3 separate regions of the Mus musculus genome follow, and all the other regions are linked to region 1. Evidence: chromatin loops called from intact Hi-C (ENCODE). Cell type or tissue: left cerebral cortex. All regions are shown on one strand.

Evidence for each region. Peaks named below come from ENCODE experiments on the same cell type or tissue, not always from the same donor. Only the 100,000 strongest peaks of a DNase experiment are listed, where the experiment ranks them.
Region 2: a loop joins it to region 1, with 3 times the contacts of the local background. A loop is called at or near these places in 2 of 42 quality-filtered maps.
Region 3: a loop joins it to region 1, with 2.2 times the contacts of the local background. A loop is called at or near these places in 2 of 42 quality-filtered maps.

Annotation. Positions count from the first base shown.
Region 1 is chr1:42,950,084-42,955,083 of GRCm38, reverse strand. Gpr45 (G protein-coupled receptor 45) reads right to left here and starts at 2,212. Exons shown (of 2, transcript NM_053107.4): 1 at 1,851-2,212. It overlaps Gm39633 (a long non-coding RNA gene), which reads left to right and starts at 2,366. Exons shown (of 3, transcript XR_865396.3): 1 at 2,366-2,510. In left cerebral cortex, no CTCF peak of the experiment used is centred here; DNase peaks (open chromatin) are centred at 1,705 and 2,121; H3K4me3 peaks cover 1,507 bases; H3K27ac peaks cover 1,235 bases.
Region 2 is chr1:43,010,649-43,015,648 of GRCm38, reverse strand. All of the region lies in intron 1 of Gpr45 (G protein-coupled receptor 45), which reads right to left. Among named protein-coding and RNA genes, the nearest start is that of Gm28782, 42 kb to the left of the region's middle. In left cerebral cortex, no CTCF peak of the experiment used is centred here; no DNase peak of the experiment used is centred here.
Region 3 is chr1:43,003,635-43,008,634 of GRCm38, reverse strand. The region is part of intron 1 of Gpr45 (G protein-coupled receptor 45); the gene reads right to left. Among named protein-coding and RNA genes, the nearest start is that of Gm28782, 49 kb to the left of the region's middle. In left cerebral cortex, no CTCF peak of the experiment used is centred here; DNase peaks (open chromatin) are centred at 2,176, 2,349 and 3,056; H3K4me3 peaks cover 751 bases; H3K27ac peaks cover 639 bases.

The DNA of each region.
Region 1 (5,000 bases):
ATAGACCTATTATAGAGAATATTATAGAGCCCTGAATCAGGGCTTTGTTGGGGCCACTCAGGAAAACATGTTTTTCTCATGGTCAAAAGAATGGGATCCACCTCTGCGCTTGGATGGTGACTGAAGGTTCTAAGCTATCCAGAGCACAAGAGTTAATCTAGCTGGACCCGTTGGTCTCCTGGACAAAGGGACCACCCTTCAGAAAGGCAGATTCACCCTAAGTCGTGCCAAAGGGATGAGAGCAATAACCATTCTTTTCCTGAGCGAATGTACCATTCCTTCTCATAACTCCTGGCTGTGTGGCTCCACCACCAATTTTCTAAATTACCTGGAGAAACATAACTTTCTCTTTTCCATTCTTTGTTTGTTTGTTTGTTTGTTTGAAACACTTTTTCCTTCTTTCAGATAGTTGCCAAAAGTCTGAGGGTGCTGCTCTGCACACTGAAGTCGTCCCTAACACCCACTTCTCTCCAGTTCCACCATGTAGTAGGGCTGTCTCTTCCTCTCTTGCCAGATTCCCTCCTGGAAACTGCTGAGATTTACACCTTGCCTGCCCTGGGGTTCAAGTAAAATAAATTCAAAATTGTCCTCCAGCTTCCTTCTAAGCCCATTCTTAAACTCTTTTATTAATAAGACTAAGAATCCTTAAAAGGAGCCTCTAATGCCTCCCCGGAAACCTGTGGCAACCCAAGTGGGGTTCCCCAAATTTTCTAGGAACAATAGGGAAATAAAGAACGGGCTTAGGATCTTGCTGTGTCTTTTCAAAAGGAGGCAGGTGCCTGGACACATTCTAGGAACGCCTGTTTAGTCTCACTGTTCTGTGCTGAGCTGGCAAAAGGCTGTTTTGAAACCCAGTAATTAAGACGCTGTTCAGGTGGGGTGAACAGCACCTAGGGGTATATGGTATGCCTCTAAAATAAAATGAGCTTCATCAGAAATGCAGCACAAAAAAAAAAAAAGAAAGAAAAAAAGAAAAAAAAAGGACACTGTCCACTCTAAACAAAGTGAACTGCCCTTAGCAAGCTGAAGTGAATTTCCTACAAAATACTTGCTTCTGCTTCTTTTTTTTTTCGGAACAGTTCGGTCAAAGTTTCATTTCTTTACGTTTTCATTTTCTATTAATACTTTGATACTTAAAAGATAAGAGATGAACTCTCAAACTGCAAACCTCTGGTTTGATGAAGCCATTACCCTGGTGTCACTTTCATCGTTAACAAATGACATGTCTCTCTGTCCCTTCTAAAATCCAGATTAAACAGACACCCAGCCCACCTCAGTGGCAATCTGGGGAAGGCGTCCTAAGGCCCCTTTCTCTGATGGGGAAAACCGAGGCAGCTCAGTGGCCTGTTGGATGAACGTCCCACAGCAGCTGCTCTCACTTGCGATCTCTTGTCTAAGTATTACCCGATGTAAAGGAAATGGTCTGACAGAGTTGGCAGTACACGGGGAGATGAGATGGGGGATGAGGCGGGGTAGTGGGATGGGCGACGATCAGAAATGGTGGTGGTGATGGTGATGGTGGTGACAGTGGCGGTGGTGACGCTGGGCCGGCTCCTCTCCCGTTTTTCCATGACTGCAGGTCCTCGCAGCCTCCGCCGTCCCCGCGTGGCCTCTGCCCGGAGAAACAGGATTTGCACCCAAGCCGCACGTCCGCGGGCGCGAGGCTGCGGCGCCCCGCGAGCCGGCCACGCGCCCCTCTGCGCCCCCGCGCTGGCGCCGCCCGAGCATCACAGCCGAGGCTCCTCCGGCCCGGCCTCCCCTCCGCCGCACTCCACCCCGCAAGGCAGCACCCGCGCCAGGGCCCGCCCCACCAAGCCCCCCGCGGCCCGGCCCTGGCCCCGGTCACTTACGCTGCACTGGGCCCGGATGCGCCCAGCGGCCCGAGACAAAGGCTGAGCGGCCCCGGTGCCGCCGGCTGTTCCCCTAGCCGCGGCTGCCGGGGACCAGGAGGAAGAAGGGGAGGATGGAGAGGAGGAGGGGCAGGGAGCAGGGGGAGGCAGCGAGGGAGCGTGGGGGAGGGGCCCGCGGCGTCTGCCACCCGCCGCAGCAGTCCCAACCCCAGCCCTCCTCGGGGGCCGCCACCCTCCGGGGGTGCAGACCTCCCCTAGGGACCAGGGTACCGCCCCCCCTGGGGCGGGGTGGGAGGAAGAGGAAGGGAAGGAGGAAGGCAGTGAGTGCGCCTGTGTGCTCCTACTCAATCGTGATCGTCTCCACCCACCCCCGCGTCTGCGGGCAACCCTAGGAACCTGCTAGACTCCCCGCCTCAACTGCGCGGCTCCCAGCAACCCGCGCCCACTTTCCTACAGACCTCTACCCCAGACCAGCCAACCCTATCCACCTCCTCCGATGAACAGACCTGAAGGTTAAGTGCCCGGAGGCTCTGGTGAGGGAGAGCCAGCTGAGAGGTGATGGAGGGTCGGGGCCCTTTGTGAACCACCCTGTTGGGCACCTGTTCCTCTCTAGCACGGACCCTAGTACTTAGCGGACCACTAAGGATGACAATTGGGCAGGTGAGATCTTGAGTCTCCCATGGGCGACTCTTTGGGAAAAGTAACTCCATGGCTTGACTCAGTCATTTGCATCTTGGTGACAAGAGTGATTTTGATTTTTTTTCATATTCTGAAAACTTTTCAGTGTGTGTGTGTGTGTGTGTGTGTGTGTGTGTGTGTGTGTGTGTGTGTGTGTGTGTGAAGTCAAAGGGGAATAGTGAAACAAACCATCTTCAACCTCAAGGCAGGCCAGAATTTTCCAATCTTTCATCCACTCCAGTTGAAAACATGGCTCTAGTTGTCGGAGCTTCCCTGAGGCCCCAGGCTTCATTCACTTGTGCTGTTTGGCTTAGGTGGGAACCTATATACCATGAGCTAATCAACAATGATCCACCAAAGGCCAGATTGCTGCGACTGTCTCCCAAATTCCTTGCCAAATGTGACTGACTGATGCCTGTCCCTCCAGGAAAAAAAAAAAAAAAAAGAACAAGCAGGATGTCGCCTTAAATTCCAAGAGCTTCAGTTCTTACCTCAGTGAACCCAAGTGCAGATTACAAGCCATAGAGGTCGGCTGAGGTGTTCCTTGCTGATCCTTGGAGTCTTGACGGGGAAGCTGGGCAGCTACTAAGAGAACCAGATTCCTCACTGATTGGGTTGGAGTCCTAGGGCCACACACAGCATAAGATGCATGGCCTATTGGTTCCTCGGTAGGCAGCATGCTAGGGACAGACTCGGGCCATCTGAGGGTTTACTATGTGCCTCATGTTGGCAAAGCAGAGGGGTGCCCTTTGGTGAGTGTCTTGCAGAGCTGTGCTATGCAGAAGATAGGTAAATAGATCGAGATGAAGACTCTGGTCTCAGACTATCGGGCTTTCTGTCTTTCACCTCTTTTCAGCTGTGTGCCCTCAGGCCAATGACTTGACAACTCTGAGCCTTGTTTTCTCATGGGAGAAACTAGGAGTGTGGATGGAGTCTGTCTGAGAGGCATTTGTGCATGCAGAATGCTTGGCCTAGAAAGGTTGAGAAGATGCGGTAAGCACTTAACCTTCCACGTGGGAACGCAAAATGATTGGAGTCCAGAGAGATTGCTCTTCCAAACGATTTGTGGCCTTGTTTTCAGAGGGTGACAGAGGCCCAGCCCCATTTCGTTTGCAGAAGCTCAGTGTACAGATAGCAGAGTGGTTCTTCTCTTCCCAGAGGCCTGTGGAGGTTCATGCCAGTACTTGCCAGCAGGCCTCTGCAGAACTCCTCCTAGCTCTCTATGGCATGACTCCAGGGCACAGTTTTTGAAAGGAAATGTCCACTCTCTGTCCACATTTTCAGCCACACTGGCCACAGTGACTAGAAAATAAATGCCTGGTCTGCCTGCTGGGCCCTGAGTCTGTATGAGCTGTCCCCAGCAGCCTCCCCAACCCACACTGGTGGCAGTAGCTCTCAGGCATCCAGGCTGTGCATGGAATTGAGCTGATTCCTGTCTATGTCTACTCCTGGCTATCCTTGTGACAGTCTCAGCATTGCTCAACCCCATGCTGTGCAAACTACTTTTAGAATGAGCAGGCAAAACCCATCCTCCCAAGAGGGCTGGCCCTGGACTGCGCATCCCAGTCCTTAGCCAACCCAGCAGCTGGCACAGGTGACTTGAACTTGCCTACATGCTCACCCTTGCCTGGGGTGGGTGGGGCAGGGCCTAGAAAAGCTGAGGCATGTGTGTCCTGGAGCTGGGGTAGGTATCTAGCACCTTGATTACGACTCCCTGGTTTGGATTGTTCACCCCCTGGTTGATCTCTGATCTCATGTGCAGTAAGAAGCCTTCTGCTCTAGTGGGGCTCGGGACTTCACTGACTTTTCCTGATGAGAGTTGTGCTGTGTCTGTCATCTTTGCATCACTGTGGCAAAGAACCAGAGAAACCCAGTTTAGAGAAAGGTCTCGGAGGTTCTCTGTGGTCCCTTGGATTCTGTTGCTTTAGAGCATCAAAGAGGTGAGGCAGAAGTTCACGGTGGGGAACTCGGTAGAGTAAAGCTGCTCGCCTCATGGTGGCTGGGAAGCAGACAAAGACGGTCCTTCTTGGGCACACCCCCAGTAACCTAGCTTCCTGTGACTATACCCAACACATTACAGGCTCTGTCATCTGTTGGTGCAATCTGTTGGGGGTTGGTCCGGTGCTGCTGTGAATTCAAATGCTAAATTCTTTAACCCGAGATCTGGTTACTCAGAGACAAGTGAATTCCCATGTGTGCTAACTTTTGTTGTGCAGACTTCCCCCCCACCCCCATTTAAAACAATGGGTTAAATAAATGTGGCTACAGCCAATGACTGGTGGGAATAGAAGGAACTGGGCTTTCAGTTATCTGGTTGAGGGTCACAGGTAAGGGACCATGGGAAGAATAGAGGAGAAAGAAGGAGAGAGAGTTTAGGAGGAAGAAGACAGAGGGAACGGGAGGTCTCCATTAGATATGATAGACCAGGAGTGTATGCCTGAGGAAAACGGAGCCTGAGGAGAGGGTGGTGGA
Region 2 (5,000 bases), 61 kb before region 1:
GTGTTAAGTGGTCATAGCATTAGGAAGGTTGAGCATCACTGAGCTAGAGCCTTGTGGCCACAAGATGCATGCCCTCCCTCAGATGATGTAACTGATCAAAGATGAGGGTGGGCATAGAGGCCTCAATGCCTGAATGAGGATGGAGGCTGTGTTTCACAGTACAAGCGTGCTTCTTTGGTCTGTGAACACCGTGGACTTATTCTACAGTGGGTTTATAGAGTTTGCTTGTTTTGCAAACGGTCCATTAGCTCACTGAAAGCCTTCACAGTCTCAGCCCCCACATTCACTCATCCCTCCCTCGGGGTTCATCCAGAGCCATGCTCAGTCCTGCCAGCTCCATCCACTGAAAGGCCCTTGTGCCGGTCACTGTTGCTAATCTCTATACCCTGTTTATTCTGTGTTTTCTATACTTATGCGTGTTTAAATCCACACGTATTCACAGTTCAGGCCTGTGCTTTGGAGGAATGAGATGTACCAGTTACCAATGGGCAGTGTGCAGCAACCCCACAAGTTTGTGTGAACACACTCTATAATGTTGACATAGCACAGGTTTCACCCAATGCTGCCCTTCACAGAGTTAGTACTGATTGTAAAAGATGCCCGACTGCACTCTGGGATCGAAGGCCTAGGGGGAGGGAAGGGTGGGTGGTTCAAGATTGTGACTAAATGGCCATGGTGGTACTGATGTGCCTAACAGCCACACCTGTGCCAAGTACTCAGCTAGCTTTCCATCTGATTTGACATTTCTCACTCATCCAGAGTGAGGGGTTATTTCTATTTAGAGAATGTGTAACTTGCATGGCCACAGTAGAGGAGCAGGTTGGTAAGGGTCTCTGAGACCAGCTCTAATCTCTTAGTCATTTTATCATTGGGATGGCAGACCTTCAGGGGAAAACAGCCCTTGTTCTTTCCACACTAGGTCATGCTACGGCACAGCTACTGGAGAACCTGCTGAAGTCTCTGATGGGCCAGCGTGCTGTAGTATCCACTTTAGAGAGCTTCCACCAGCTTTCTTCTGGGTATGTGGAGCCAAGAGCTGTAAATTGATTGACATCATTATTGGATACTCTGGAAATTCATTCATAGTTTCTTTCTTTCTTTTTTTTTTTTTTTTTAGATTTATTTATTGGTTATATGTAAGTACACTGTAGCTGTCTTCAGACACTCCAGAAGAGGGAGTCAGATCTCATTACGGATGGTTGTGAGCCACCATGTGATTGCTGGGATTTGAACTCAGGACCTTCGGAAGAGCAGTCGGGTGCTCTTACCCACTGAGCCATCTCACCAGCCCCTCATTCATAGTTTCTTTATTTGCATATATATCATTTTATTGATATAGAAAAGAATAACTTGGTAAGTCCACTCTAGGAATCAGCTATAGAGAAACAAGGGCTGGCATACAGAGCCACAGGGATTTTTGTGCTTCCACAGAGGGAAGCTGTAAACCCATCTAAACTTAGGGACAGCAAGCTCTGAGGAACAGAGCAGGGGGCCTTGAAGATTGACCTGGGCATTGGCAAGTCTTTCTTTTGTTTGTTTGTTTTGTGTTTTGTTTTTGTTTCTGTTTTTGTTTTTCTCATCTAGAAATGGGCACCATGAGAGTCCTGGGACTACATTGATGGAGTACTACAGAATCTGCATACAATGAATTTAATCCATAGCTACTTCGTGTGCTCCTGCTGGACCACAGCAAGCTCTCAGACAGAATTTGCAGTAGACATGAGCAACCACCTCCTGCCCCCACACACACCAGTTCACCCTGTTTCTTGGCATTTACCATGTATGTTATATTTCAGGTACATCTAACAGTTTCTGGAACTTAGTAGCCATTCAGTATATATTTACTGAGTGGATAAATTATTTTACTTTTCTGCCAACAAAATATAACTAAGGAAAAAAAAGCAACCAAGTAAAACAAAACAAGTAACACTTTGTTTGGATTTTGTGTTTCTTGAATGTGATGGATAAGAGTGGAAAACAGTGATAGCTAAAAAAAAAAAAAAAAAAAAAAAAAAAGTGTGTGTGTGGGGGTGACCTGCTTTGTTAGACTGTTCTGGACAGCAGCCAAATTCATTGCAAAATCAGGGCCTGGAATCTAATACCACTTCTTATCAAGAAAGGCAACTTACTAATTTAAACCTAGGGCTAGAATATTCCAATACCAGCTGCTTCAATTCCTAATAATTCCCAACATGTTTTAATTGTCCGGGCTTCTAACGACATCAAGCATGTGCCTGCTTAGCATGAGGAACATATTTAGTTCAAAAAGAGCCAAGATGGAAACATCTGAAGTCCACAGCCAAGCCACAGGGTAAACCAGCCTCCAGGTTAGCCACTCCCGTGTGGGCTTCTCTGGATCCAGCCAGAAGAGGGTCATTTGCCATCTTGGTCACTGGAGATGATGCTGTTTGGCAATTAAGACAAATACACACCTGCTCTGTGTTAACCTCCTCTAGGAGGCATTGTATGATGGTATGTAGCAACAATGGCCTGACATTTGCTTGGATTCAAAGATCATTCCAGAGAAAGAGGCATACTTCCAGGCTGGGCCTGCATTTCTCCTATAGTTCTCCAGGCCATCACTTCTATTCCAGTGTTCCAGAACCTTGCTCATGCCCGGTTCTGTAAGCCCCGCCCAGCCCCCATCAGTTCATGAGCAGGACCCTACGTTCACCCCAGTGGATACCCCACTTTCGCAGAAACCTGAATTACTAAAGCAGAATCCAATTGTCAACCCCATTCTTCCTCCTCGCTCCTTCTCCATGTCTCCAACCAATCATCTCTTCTATTCTTAAAGAGCTAAAAAAGTAATTTGCTTTATTCCATATAAATTGCCAGTACTCATGTTTGAGGTGTGCTCATTTCTCAATCGGATTATAGCCACCCAGCCCCAGGTGACCCTGTAAGCCAGTGTTCTCAGCCTGTGACTCCTTTGAGGATCACATACCAGATATCCCGTATGTTAGATATTTACCTTACAACTCATAATAGTAGCAAAATTACAGTTATGAAGTAGGAACAAAAGTAATTTATGATTAGGGGGTCACCACATCATGAGAAAATGTATTAAAGGGTTGAGGTGTTAGGAAGGTTGAGAACCACTGCCATTCACTCTACATCAGCTGGACCATCAAGTATTCTGTGAAAGAAAAGAGGCCAGATCATTTCCACCTTAGTGGCTCCCTAGTAACTACAGGATCAAGTTCCGACTCTAAACAGAGATGACTAGAGACCCATTAGAAGATGAGAAAGTTGGCTTATCAACCATCACCAACACATGAATACCAGAACAAAAGCTGGGCAAGATGGCACATGCTGTAATTCCAATATTCCAGTGGCTGAAGTGGATGATGGGAGTCCCAGGCCAACCTGCTCTACATAGCGAGATGATGTCACAAAACAAGCAGTGTTGGGGATATAGCTTAGAAGTACAGCTGACATGCTTGAGGCTCACTGGTCCATCTCCAGTACTGGAGAAAGAAAAAACTCACTAAGCAATAAAAACAAGCTACAGTCCCCACAAAATAAAATAGTATAGACATGGTGTCTTCTGCGCATTGCAGGGCGATGTTTGTAACTATGTTCTTATACCTCTGTGCTCCCCATACTTAATGTAACATGAATTTCTTACACAGAGTGCAGTGAAGACAACCTTAAGAAACACTGCAATTGACCCCATGCTCAGGCTTACACCTCCCCATTTGAAGAATTCTCTCCAGCTACATGGGATGTCTCAAACACACAGCTCCTTGTTATCTCTTTCCTTAAATGCATTGTTCTTTCCTTAAAGCCCTTTACTTGCCCTGAACCATTAAACCCCAGCCTTTCTTCACCCACATAGAAGGACAAGTCACCAGCCACCAGTCATATGCTCATTGTCCTGCAGTTTACAGGTTTGTATCTGCGTTCCTGCAGCTGGTTCTACAGAGTGGGAATTAGACCCGTGCTTTCCCACCTCTGGGTCCTCATCACCAGTCAGAGGGTTCTATGTGTAGATTCTGTAGGCTCTGAGTTGAGCAAACAGATGAGCTCACTGGCAGAGAATCTCTTGGGTTCCTGGTACACCAAACCCTGACTTTTGAGAGAATAGTCTCCTGACTTCTGTGGTCTACAAGGAGGGCAAGTTGTAGTTGGTACATCCTAGTGAACCCAGGGAGGCCCTTTTGTACCCCAATAAAAACCAGATAAAATCTCCCGCACCCACATTTTAACCTTAATTTCCTTGCTAGATAGTTCTTCCTTGGTTTAATCAGAACTTCATTGTCTTAGCTCAATAACAAGGGGTCACCCAGTGGGTTAACCTTAGCCTTGCTAAGTTCCTAACCCAGGAGAGAAACACATGGCAAACATCTCATGATGAATCCTTTTTAAAAATAAAATGATGCTGGCCAGAAGGAGAGGGAATGGGTCTCTGAGAGTAGGAGTTTGGGGATAGATGAAAGAAAAATGAAATGGAAGATAATTCCCACTTCTGCCTCAGGACTTTGGGGTCAGCCTCTGTGAGTTGCTGTCGGGAGCTTTTGTCAGAAGGATGAAAACAATGAAAATGGGAGTCTAAATCTTGGGTAGGTCCTCAATACAGGGTACCTGTGTCTATGAGGACACCTGGGTAGGAGTCAAGAAACACTGCTGTGTATGACAGGTAAGGCATTCTTTACTAAGCCATGGGTGGAAAAAAGATCAGGCAACTATCACAAACTGCAGGCCACAGAATAGGCCCTGGTCCTGGTTCAAGGGTGTGAGGGTCTCTTATAAGCCGAGGCATCCTGAGAAATGCTCTTTTGCATTTGTTTCACTGTATTTCCCCTTTCCATATGATTCAAGTTTCTGAGTCTAATGAACATGTCAGCTGAGGAGAGTCTGTCTTCAGGCCCAGTCACTGTGAGGAAATAATTACAGAGGTGGACAAGGCACACCTTATTATTTCCCGATGGCCTTAGAGTCATCTACTTATCTGATGTGAGTGAGCCCAGAGCCCCAGGGTGGGGTGTCCTCTGTTT
Region 3 (5,000 bases), 54 kb before region 1:
CAGTTTCCACTCTTATTCCAATTGTTTAGAAGTTCATTGCTCTGTATCATCTATGGCCCTGTTAATTTTGGTGTATTGTGTTTTTATCTATTTGCAAGTTTTTAAATAATAAAGTTTAATTTTTTATAAAGATTAATAAAAAAGTTTAAAAAGACCCTAAAACTTCCAGTTCAATGGAGGTCACAGTGTCCCATGAAATACCATGGGACCCAGGGCACTTAGACATTGACCCTACCGCAGCCTTTGGACTCTGGAGCAGCAATAGTAGAGATGAGACAGTAGGTCAGTGGAAGTTTGCGCTCTAAAGCCATTCCCAGACAGTTCTAGGGTGCCATCTTGGCTAAGACCCTCTCAGGGTGCTGTCTCCTTTGGCCTTGGTCTAGTGTATTTCTTCAGGCCTGCAGGTTGCCTCGTCCCTGGGTTCATTTTGGTATGAGTCCTGGCTAATAGGGGCAAGAAGCCAGTGACTCAGAGTCTGAGCCCAGAGCTGTGAGGCAGAAAGGCAGACTGAGTTCTATTTTCTTCATCTTCCTTCTTTCCCAAACTCCTACTCTCAGAGATTTGGGGTCTAGACTATGTCTAGTCTAGCATGGAAGGAGTATCTCCACCCTGATAGTAATGCCCAGACCAGAGAAGAGGGTGAGGAGAACCAGGCTGGTTTTCTACCTCAGAGACCAAGTAGTCCTCATACCGTGCCTAACCTAGGACATCTCTAGTAGACTCCAGAGCTTTATGAAGCTGGCTTTATGGCAGTGGGTACTCTGAGCTCAAAGAAGCATTTTCCCCCACCAAGGACTTTCAGAAGAACACCCTAAGCCACTGAGTGGAAGGTAGGCTCTTGGTCACTAACTGCTGTTTCTGGAAGGCCAGGTTTGCTCCTAGCCTCAGCAACTGTTAGTATCTGTGAATATGCTTCAGAGCCATTCCCTGTGATCAAGCGCTTGATGGGAACATACTGTAAATTATATCAATGTGCTGGTACCTCCCTGATTAATTGTAATGTTGAGGAGACCCAGCCAGAAATAAATGGAGGCGCTCTACCACCTTAGAGGAGAGCGAAGGTCAATCATCCCAGGACAGCAGAACTATGCAGAGCAAAGGGGCCACACTGGACACACACAGATGGAGTGCTGACTTGCCGATGATAATTTATTTGTGGGAAAGGATTTCATGTTCCTACTTTTATGTTCCTGCTACCAAGGTCTAGATGGCATCAATCATGGTCCTTCTGGTTCTTGGGTAAATGAGCACACACATGTGCAAGTGCTGGGAGGGGCTGTTTGTGCAGGGAAAAACCTCACATGCTACAGGGAAGCCAGATTTTAGCAAATGGACTTAGGTCATTGTCTTCGTGGGGCCAGCGACAGAGACTGAGAGTGGCTTGCAATCCAGTTCAAGTTTTGCTTGTCCTTTACTAACTCGCCAGTGTGAAGATGCTCAAGGCCACGTTTCCCTAACTTGAAGCAAACATAAATGTATATTGCAAATCTGTGGCCATTATGCCCCCAGATCCACACAACCTCTAGATTAAGAGTTCTTGTAGTTTATAAGGGGTTGTATGTGTGTACACGTGTTGCACATGTAGGTACAGTTGCATGAACAAGCAAGCAATGCATGTTCACATAGACGATATCTTCATAAGTTGCCCTTACCTTGGTTTTTTTGAAATAGGGTATCTCACTGAATCAATCTGGTAGACTGAATGGCCAGCAAGCTTCAGGGAATCCTCCTGTCTCTGCCTCCCTGGTGGGTGGATAACAGGTATGTGTTGTCACACCTGACTTTTTACTTGGGTGTTAGGGACATGAATTTAAGTCTTCATGTTTGCACAGTAGGCACTTTACTCACTGAGCTGTCTCCACAGCACCCATAAGCATCATTTTGCCACACCATTCTCAGAGGCCACTCTACTCTGTCCTCGACCTTGTGGGCAAAACGGATGACATACTGGATACATAAACCCATGTGCATCACACAGTCTGCTGTATCACCAATAATGCCGTTTATTTGTATTATTTTTGCTTTAACCTCCCCCAAATCCACATGTTTATACAAAAATCTACTTAATGATCTGCACTGCCGCTAACTTCCAGAGTAAGCTCCTGGGAGAGCCGTGTGTGCCACCTCCGAGTCTGTTTCCTTGTGAAGAGCATGAGCTAAGCAGCCTCTCGCCCTTGCTTGTATTCAACCCTGAGCCAGTCCATCAAGACGTTCTTCTGAGGGAAAAAATTAGAGGGATCTTTGTAGGAGGCCGTGTGAGCTCCCTTCATGTTGCTTCTCAACTATGTTGTGGCACAGACTGCTGAGAAATCTCTGCACGTCAGGTATTCTTCTTCTAATTGATAAGAAAGGGCTCAAAAATAGAACGGTCGTCTGACCAATCCCGGAACTAATTGCCTTACACAGAGCAGGCTGCTGGATGTGATGACTGACATGCTCTATGGTTCCCAAGGAAACGAGGTTAATACATTCATGCCTACTCGTCTAGCCTGGTTCTCCGCAGCCTGCGGGGGGGGGGGGGTGCTGAGAGCATCATTTCTTGCTCCCGCCCCCACCTCTGCCCAGAGTGCAAAAGTCTCAACCAGAGATTAAACAAATGTTCAGCCAACCATCAGAAATCAACCGGCATGCAAACATCTCCCACAGTTTAAAGGCTTGCCTGGTTGTTCTGCTGGTAAGGAGACTCAAAGTGCTCAAAGTCAAGATCCACGGCGCTTTAACCCTTTAGTCACTGTGGCAAAAGTTTCCTCCGGGTACATACATTTTGAGACCTAAAAATGTTGTCCACAGATGTCCCACTCTGTTGAAAAAACTATTTCAGCCCACTGAAAACTAGTTATTAAAATGAGCTCTTGTGTGGGTTCGATGGGTTTTGTTTTACATTTATGAGAAGCAACAGTAGCAACAGCAGCAACACAGTCCTTGTTCTGGTTTGGTTTCTGCTACCGAGAAAAAATACCCTGACAAAAAGCAACTTAGGGGGTGTGCTGGCCGGCTTTATGTGTCAACTCCACACAAGCTGGACTTATCACAGAGGAAGGAGCCTCCCTGGAGGAAATGCCTCCATGTGATCCAGCTGTAAGGCATTTTCCCAATTAGTAATCAAGGAGGGAAGGTCCAGCCCCTTGTGGGTAAGGCTATCCCTGGGCTGGTAGTCCTAGGTCCTATAAGAAGCCAAGCTGAGCAAGCCAGGGGAAGCAAGCGAATAAGCAGCACCCTTCCACAGTCTCTGTGTCAGCTCCTGCCTCCAAGTTCCTGCTCTGTGTGTGCTCCTGTCCTGACTTCCTTTCGTGATGAACAGCAATGTGGAAGTGTAAGCTGAATAAATCCTTTCCTCCCCAACTTGCTTCTTGGTCATGATGTTTTGTGCAGGGATACAAACCCTGATTAAGACGAGAAATAGATTATTTTAGCTCATGATTCCAGGTTATAGTCCATCATGGTAGGGAAATCAAGGCAAGAACTTGAAAGAGTATAGTTATGGGATCCGACAAGGTAGGTGTGGCTTCCTCAGCTTCTGGTACAACCTAGAGGTCTCAACAGCAGAAATCTTCCTGTGACTCACCCTTTTGATCTCTGTAGCCAGTTGGTTTATGCCCATGTTGCCTTTCCCTCCATCATCCTTGATGTTCACTTAGGGATGCTAACACAACTGTGTGAACTTGGAGCCAGGGATGTCCCATGTCTGCCACGTCCTCACCATGATGACTGAGTGGCAGCATTCTAATTCTTGAGCTTATCCATTTGTATTCAGCTCTTGTGTCGTTTAGGGCTGTGTTATTTATATACTTGTTTGTTTGACCACTGTTTACTGAGTAGACCCTATTTTAGAAAAATGCTCTCAACTACAGTTGGGAGCAGAAGAAAATGAATGAGTTCATGCTTAGTGCTCAGTTCCTATTTTCTCCCTCCTTCCCTTTTACCTCCATCCCTTCCTCCCTTCCTTTCTTTTCTTCTCTGCTCTTATAAAATCTAGGGCTCAAACCCAAGGGACAGTTCCACTCACTTTCAGGCTGTGCCTTCCTTCATCACTTACGGCAATCAATACAATCCCCCACAGACCAACCTGGTCTAGGCAATCCCTTACAGAAACTTTCTTTCTGGTTGATGCTAGGTCATATGTGTTAAGAATTTGGACTAACCATCATTACATTTTAGTCTTCCCCAAGTACCAGTTCCTGGCAACACAAAGCTGAGGAAATCCCCATGAAATGCTTAGAACTCTGATTGAAAGCTGTCTGGTCTGCAACTCACAAGTCTGGCTGGTGGCAATGCTAGCGAATTTATTTTTAGAATTCCCCTTTTGGGCTTGTATTGCCACCTTGTTTTAATAGTGTCAATCAATTTCTTTCCTGTTCCTGCCTTAAGTTGACTGTTTTAGTCCTTTACTGGTTATCAATCTAATATCCCTTTGTTCGATTGCCCTTGGTTCCTTGTGTATAATCTACACTTGTTTCCCTCTTAGGGCAATTTGAAGATGTTCATTTTTAGTAGTTTATGGTAATTCAAATGTAGATTTGTGTGTGTGGTGTGTGTGTGTGTGTGTGTGTGTGTGTGTGTGTGTTATCCAGTTTGATTCAAGTGAGGCTTCTAGAAGTGAGAAATCTATAGTTTCCCCATTATCTCCAAACATCCATGGTCATGAAGTCATCAGGATTTGCTTCTCTTGGTGCCTCTGGTCAGGGGACATTCTCAGTATCTTCAACTCTCTCTTATTTTGCATGTCATTATTTTTCCCTGTGAATTCTGAGCGATCTCTTTAGGGTTTCCTTTCATGGCATCTATTCTGCTGTTCAAACTGTTCAGGGAACTTTGATCTCTGCATTTTCATTTCCATAGCTAGAGCTTTAAAGGGGCCTTGGAATTTATGATAGAGGCATAGTTCCCTGAGCCCTGGATACTTCAGCCTACAGAGGATTGTACTTCCAGCCCCCTTACCTCCATGGCAAAGATAGGCTTAGGGATTAAGTTCAGTTGTTTAACTAACAACTAATCGTGTC